Linked DNA regions of Homo sapiens: region 1 is linked to region 2. Evidence: chromatin loops called from intact Hi-C (ENCODE). Cell type or tissue: natural killer cell. All regions are shown on one strand. Links, peaks and the distances in the headings refer to the core of each region. The heading gives the core; the rest is flanking DNA.

Evidence for each region. Peaks named below come from ENCODE experiments on the same cell type or tissue, not always from the same donor. Only the 100,000 strongest peaks of a DNase experiment are listed, where the experiment ranks them.
Region 1: a loop joins it to region 2, with 3 times the contacts of the local background. A loop is called at or near these places in 8 of 110 quality-filtered maps.

The regions. Positions count from the first base shown.
Region 1 is chr10:6,491,030-6,493,943 of GRCh38, forward strand. PRKCQ (protein kinase C theta) reads right to left here. Exons shown (of 18, transcript NM_006257.5): 8 at 654-783. LOC107984202 (a long non-coding RNA gene) reads left to right here and starts at 1,440. Exons shown (of 2, transcript XR_001747350.2): 1 at 1,440-1,481; 2 at 2,030-2,347. In natural killer cell, for the core only: no CTCF peak of the experiment used is centred there; DNase peaks (open chromatin) are centred at 992, 1,382 and 2,632; H3K4me3 peaks cover 1,379 bases; H3K27ac peaks cover 2,500 bases.
Region 2 is chr10:6,556,720-6,559,633 of GRCh38, forward strand. The region is part of intron 1 of PRKCQ (protein kinase C theta); the gene reads right to left. Among named protein-coding and RNA genes, the nearest start is that of PRKCQ, 22 kb to the right of the region's middle. In natural killer cell, for the core only: no CTCF peak of the experiment used is centred there; DNase peaks (open chromatin) are centred at 1,772 and 2,232; H3K27ac peaks cover 2,300 bases.

The DNA.
Region 1 (2,914 bases), core at 321-2,820, 66 kb before region 2:
TCCATCAATAATGAATGGCAGGTTAGGCTCTGCTGCGATCCTGGCCTTGGAGGAAAGACCAGAAAACAGGCAATGACGGTCACAACCGGGCCAGCCTCTTACTGGGCACTTGGAGTTCACAGCAATGGTTTAGGGATGGATGCTCAAGCTAATGTTACAGAATTTCTGTGCAGGACCATGTGTCAGCCAAATGAATGTGCTGGGCTTGCTCCTTGATGAGATGACAGAAAGAATCTTACTGGCTGGTGCAAAGGAGAAGGGTTAGGGTACCACACAGCTAGACCTGTTGGGATTAGGAAGGGGCAGCCCAGAGCCCACTGAGGAAACTAGTAGTAGAAAGACCAGTGAGAGGAGAAACACTGTCTTCATTTCCCCCAGGGCTATGGTACGGCAGAAGGTGATGGAGCTAGGAGTTTGACCTTGAACCTGAACTGTTGTGCTCTTTTCTGGGATGTGTGGGTGGGGGTGTTGCAGGGTGCAAGGAAAGGAACATAGTGGCTTATTGCCCCAGAAGACCATACTTATGATCATGACTTGTCTGGGCTGGGTGTGGAAGTGGTACCCCCTACATCCTCCCTCCAGTTCCCCAGAAAGCCTTGCTCCATCCCCTAGGGGGTCCACGTCGGGCCATGCTCATCCCCCACTGGACTCACCATCACACTTGAGTCCTTGCCGTGCCAGTCCCCACAGCAGGGTCCCACAGTGTTCACAGAAGGTCGGGCTCTTGTAATTGTAGACTTTAAATCTGTGTGGCATGTCAATTTTGAATCTCTCCTTGTGGAACTGAAAGAAAGGCAGAAGGTGAAATCTGTGTATTCCTGGGGCCCCGACTTTGGATGTTCTTGCAGATACCTTAGCATAACTAACAGAGATCATAATGAAAACACTGGCATTGTGTGCATTTTAAACCATCATTGTCACTTGTCAAGCCCTACAGTCATGCCTGAAGAAGGCAGGCAGCCTCAGCAACTGTACGTGACGGGGCATGCTTGCCTTCTGCATGTAGCAAGAACCTTGCAGACAGCTGAAATCTGAGGCATTCACACAGACAGGCTAAAAGCTCAGGAAGACTGCATGAGGGTTATTTTAAAAAGTGCTAAGGAAACAGTGCTCCCATTTAAATAGATGAAGATTCCCTTCCTGTTTTACTATAAATATTTCCTTTTCTCTTTCAGTCCAGAACTAGTGCTTTTAACCTTTGGAAGATGTAAAAAAAAAAAAAAAAAATGCCTTCTTTAAAGGAAACATTTCTATGGGTTTATCAGTATTACTGCCTAATGTGAGAAGCATTTTCACACCTATTATTCATGAACTGAGGTGGCAAGAGGAGGGAGCAGTTCCTGCCAGGTGCGGTTAACAAATATGTCACACGCATCATCTATTACATAGGTGATATCTCACGTAATCCTCAGAATACCCCTTTTGAAGTCGCTTCTATTAGTATCCTCCTTTGACAGACGAGGAAATGAAGCACAGAGAAGGTAAGAAACTTGCCCAGGACACGCAGCTCTAGAGCTGGGATATCTATAAGCTTGGCAGTCAGAATCAGAGCCCAGCCATTCTCTTTTCTGTCTCAAAATAAATGTGAAGGCTTATCGGGGTAGGGAGAGGGGAGTGGGAGAGGGATGCTAGTGATCGACATGGAATTTTTTTAAAAAACAGTTTTCCAGAGTTTAAATCAAACTTATTGCAGGAACAACAAAACACTTGGATAGTTGGATTCCTGGTAAGAATGTGAATATTCTTGTGCAGGATAAAATGCTTTATTTTCTAAAGGTTTATAATCTCTGCAGAAGTTTCTAATTCAACAGTTCCTTTGGGAAGGTGCATAGCAAAGATGCCTTATTCATCAGCACAGCAATAGATCTAACGTTCCCGCCAGGGGTACTGGTCAGCGTTGGTTCTTTAGAAAGCCTGTGTAGAATCGATTAAAAATTGCTCAGCACTTACTACAGCCATTTTCAACCAAGAAAAAAATAATTTTCGGGACTCACTTATATTCCACAGTTTAAATATGGACAATTAATAGGTCAAGGTCCAGGCTGGAAGGGGACCACTTCGAATCTTGAATGCAGGGGCAAACAGCTCAAGACACCATGGCTGATGAAGACGCTATGTACACGCTTTCCAGTATGAAAACCAATGAGCTACATGGGGCTGGCGAACACTTGAAAGGTGGTGAGTTAGAGTTGAGATGTGCTGGACGTGTAAAATAATACATCCTGGAGTTTGAAGACTTTTGTATAAAATTACTTAAGATATCTGAATTTTTCAAATGTCGATTTTTTGTTGAAATGATATTTGAACAGATTGGATTAAATAAAATGTATTATTAAAATTAATTTCACCCATTGCTTTTTCCTTTATTTAATGTGGGCTACTTGGAAATGTAAAATTACACATGTAGCCCTCATTCTATTTATTTCTATCGGACAATACTGCTCCAGGGGTAGAGGAACAAAAGAATCCCAAAGATGATGTCCCCTTGAGTGAACAAGAAATCAAAATATCCTGGGAGAAGATAATATCACAGACATTTATTTATGTAGCTGACAGTTTCTCAAGACTTTGTACCAGGAACTTTGTTAGTCATTGAGGTTAACAGTGATTCAGAGATTTGCGTTTTTTTCTAGAAAAGCTGAAGGCATCAAGTAAAGGAAGAAGTCTGGGAGGTGAAAATTTGATCTAAGCAAGCAAAAACATGGTCTGAGAGATTGTGATCTTAATTTTAGTACCAGCTCTGCCACGTACAGGTGATCAAACATGAACAAACTACTTTAACCTCTTTGAGTCTTAGCAGAATCACCGGTTAGCACAAGTTTATCTCCTTCTGCTTCTAAATGTTAGGAGAAATTCTACTCTGGAAAAACCCAGCCACTTCGCCTTCTCTGAACCTGCCCCTTTGTTGGAGAAA
Region 2 (2,914 bases), core at 256-2,755:
TATTGCTGAATTTGCCAACAATCTTGGCTTTATTTTTGATCTTATTCCTGGCCTGTTTATTTTCCAATTTCCTAAACGGGCTGTCCCACACTTGTTCCCCTTATGTCTCCAAAACCATGACTCTGCCTTCTCCACCTCGGCAGATGAGCTTGTTAATTTTAAGGAAAAACTGGAAGCCGCAAGACATAAATGGCTCAACTTCCTTCGCTCTGGTTCAACTTATCCCAGTCTCCATCTAGTTCTTCCCTGAATGCCTCATGCATACATGATCCTAACCCTGTACACACTCTTGGAATTGTTCTTTTCTTTAACCCCTTGCCATTCTTGTGATTTCTGCCTGTCTCCCACTCCCGCTTATAAACACCCTCCGGTTTTGCAACCTCTAACAACTTCTGCCGTGGCTTCTCCCGCTGCTATGGCCTTACCTCCCTTCCTTCACCAACCAGCTTCCTGAACCATCTTTGCTTCCTCCCCTTCCATTCGCTTCTCTGCCCTCTGCCATATGGATTCCTCCAGCCAGCACTCTGTGGATCTATCTTGCTCCCTGCAAGAGCGCTGATGACTTGGTCATTTCCAGACCCTGCGGCTGGAAATGGTCTTCCTCCTCAACCAGAGACCTTCTTCCTTTTGTTCCAGAGACCTTTCTCTATACCAAATGTAACTCTGTACTATCAATTGTATTTTAATTCAATTTCTTGGTCTTCCTCCTTGACACTGCACAGGACACTGTCGACTCCCTTCTTCTCTCCTGCTCTCCTTCCCTCTCAGCTCACTCTTCAGCTTATTCTGTTGGTTTCACTTCTTTACCTAACTATTTTGGAATACATTTTGACTTTCCTCCCCCTTTTTTTTAAACCAACATTTCTGGTCAATCTCATCTATTTTGATGGCTCCTATGACCCTCTACCTAGTAGTAGCCTCAAAAAGAATATCTTTCTTGAACTATACATTCACTTTCTTCGGTCCCCTGTATTCAACTCCATATTGGACCTTTCCAGGTGATGTTCCACCAGCCCCTCAAACACAACTGAAACAAACATGAATTCTACTTTTTCCAGTGTCTGTACCTCTCCTCTCTGTCCTGTCTTGATCAATGGAATTACCACTTACTGAGTCTTCCAAGCTAGAAATATTGGAACCAGCTGAGTTCTCCTTCATCTTCATCTCCTCCAACCATCTACGCAACAAGTCCCATGGATTTTTCTGGTTATTTTTGTTGCATTTCATCACTGCTCTTCAGTCTTTTAGCTCTGGAACTTCAGACATTTTCTCTTAATAATTTCATGATTCCAATAGATGTTTAATTACTTATCCCCTTGCTCTTTCACGCTGCCTTTTCCACCCCTACACGGGCCATGTGAGCTGTCTTTTAAAAAAATCTCTTCCTTGCTTTGAAACATGAAGCAGATTCTCTTTGTCTGAACTATAAAGTCCAGACTCATGACCCACACAACCTCTTTATTACAGATCAACTTCAAAATTTTAAGGGGATTCCATTATGGCTAAAGATATATATTAAACAAGGCATTTTAAAAAGATGTTTTGGTTTCTTAAAATGGATCCTTCTGAATAGCCTTGAAATTGTTCAAAAGAACTCTAAAGAAAACAATCTTCCCTTACACACTACTAAAGATGTAAACAGACATACAGTACTATTTTGTTTTTTTTAAAAAAGGCTTAGTAAACACAAAGAGGAGTTACATACTGAAACCCACAGCTGATTTAATTTGCAAAACCACAGCGTTAGCTTGACTAAAGTAAAGATGACACAGATAAAATGCAACCAGAAAACTGAGATAAAAGATACAGGATAAATAACTTAAGCTGATGGTTTAGCAAGCAAACATCATGGGTGTAACATGAAGATCTGAGAAGTGACTTCGGTCCAGGAAACTCACTCCACAGAGTCCCTAGGAGCAGCAGGTTTTTAGGAGAATCACAGCATGCTGGAATATCGTCATCTATTCTTGCACTTGTGAGGAGGTGGTCACCGTGATGCAGGAAGAGAAATAAGATTTTAAAGTTGAAGTTGAGGGGTCTAATTTCTTATTTTACTATTTTTATCTCTATGTTAGGAAGATTTGGGGAAAATTCTCAGAGACAGTCTTTATCCTTAGGGTGTAAGAGAAGGGGGCGACGAGAAACTTCATTCAGAGCTGAACTAGGGCTATTGATTCTCCGGTGAGACATTTAGAGAGTCCCAAGTGCATGGTCACGCGCAGAGAGGCAGGTCCCGTCAGCGGTGACATGTGCTGCCGTTAAAAGCAGGGCAGAAGGTGAGAGCTTGGGCCTGGGCTGCATGAGTGGGAATTAATCAGGCAATTCTTGGGGTTCTTTCTACTCATTGGCCTATCTGCTAACATTTCAGCAATAGGCAATAAAAAGTTAAGGTTTAAAAAGAAAAGTTACGTATCCTCATTAGGAACATAAATGACCACAGTCAGATACCTTATACTACGCTCACTAGGAAGAAATATTCATTAGTCACCAACTAGGTGCCAGGAAAAGAACTGGCAAAGGAACTTCTGGGTAATAAAAGAGCCCTGGTCCCAGCCCTTGAGGACTGGGGCAGATAAGAGCTGTGCATTGTTTGGGCCAGGGAAGGAGGGACATGCCTTTTTCTAGATCATCTAGTGACTCCTTTGTAATTTTTTTTCTTTTGAGATAGTCTCGCTCTGCCACCCAGGCTGGAGTGCAGTGGCAGTTTCGGCTCACTGCAATTTCCACCTCCTGGGTTCAAGAGATTCTCCTGCCTCAGCCTCCTGAGTAGCTGGGACTACAGGCATCCACCACCACACCCAGCTAATTTTTATATTTTTAGTAGAGATGGGATTTCGCCAAGTTGGCCAGGATGGTCTCGAACTCCTGACCTCAGGTGATCTGCCTGCCTCGGCCTCCCAAAGTGCTGAGATTA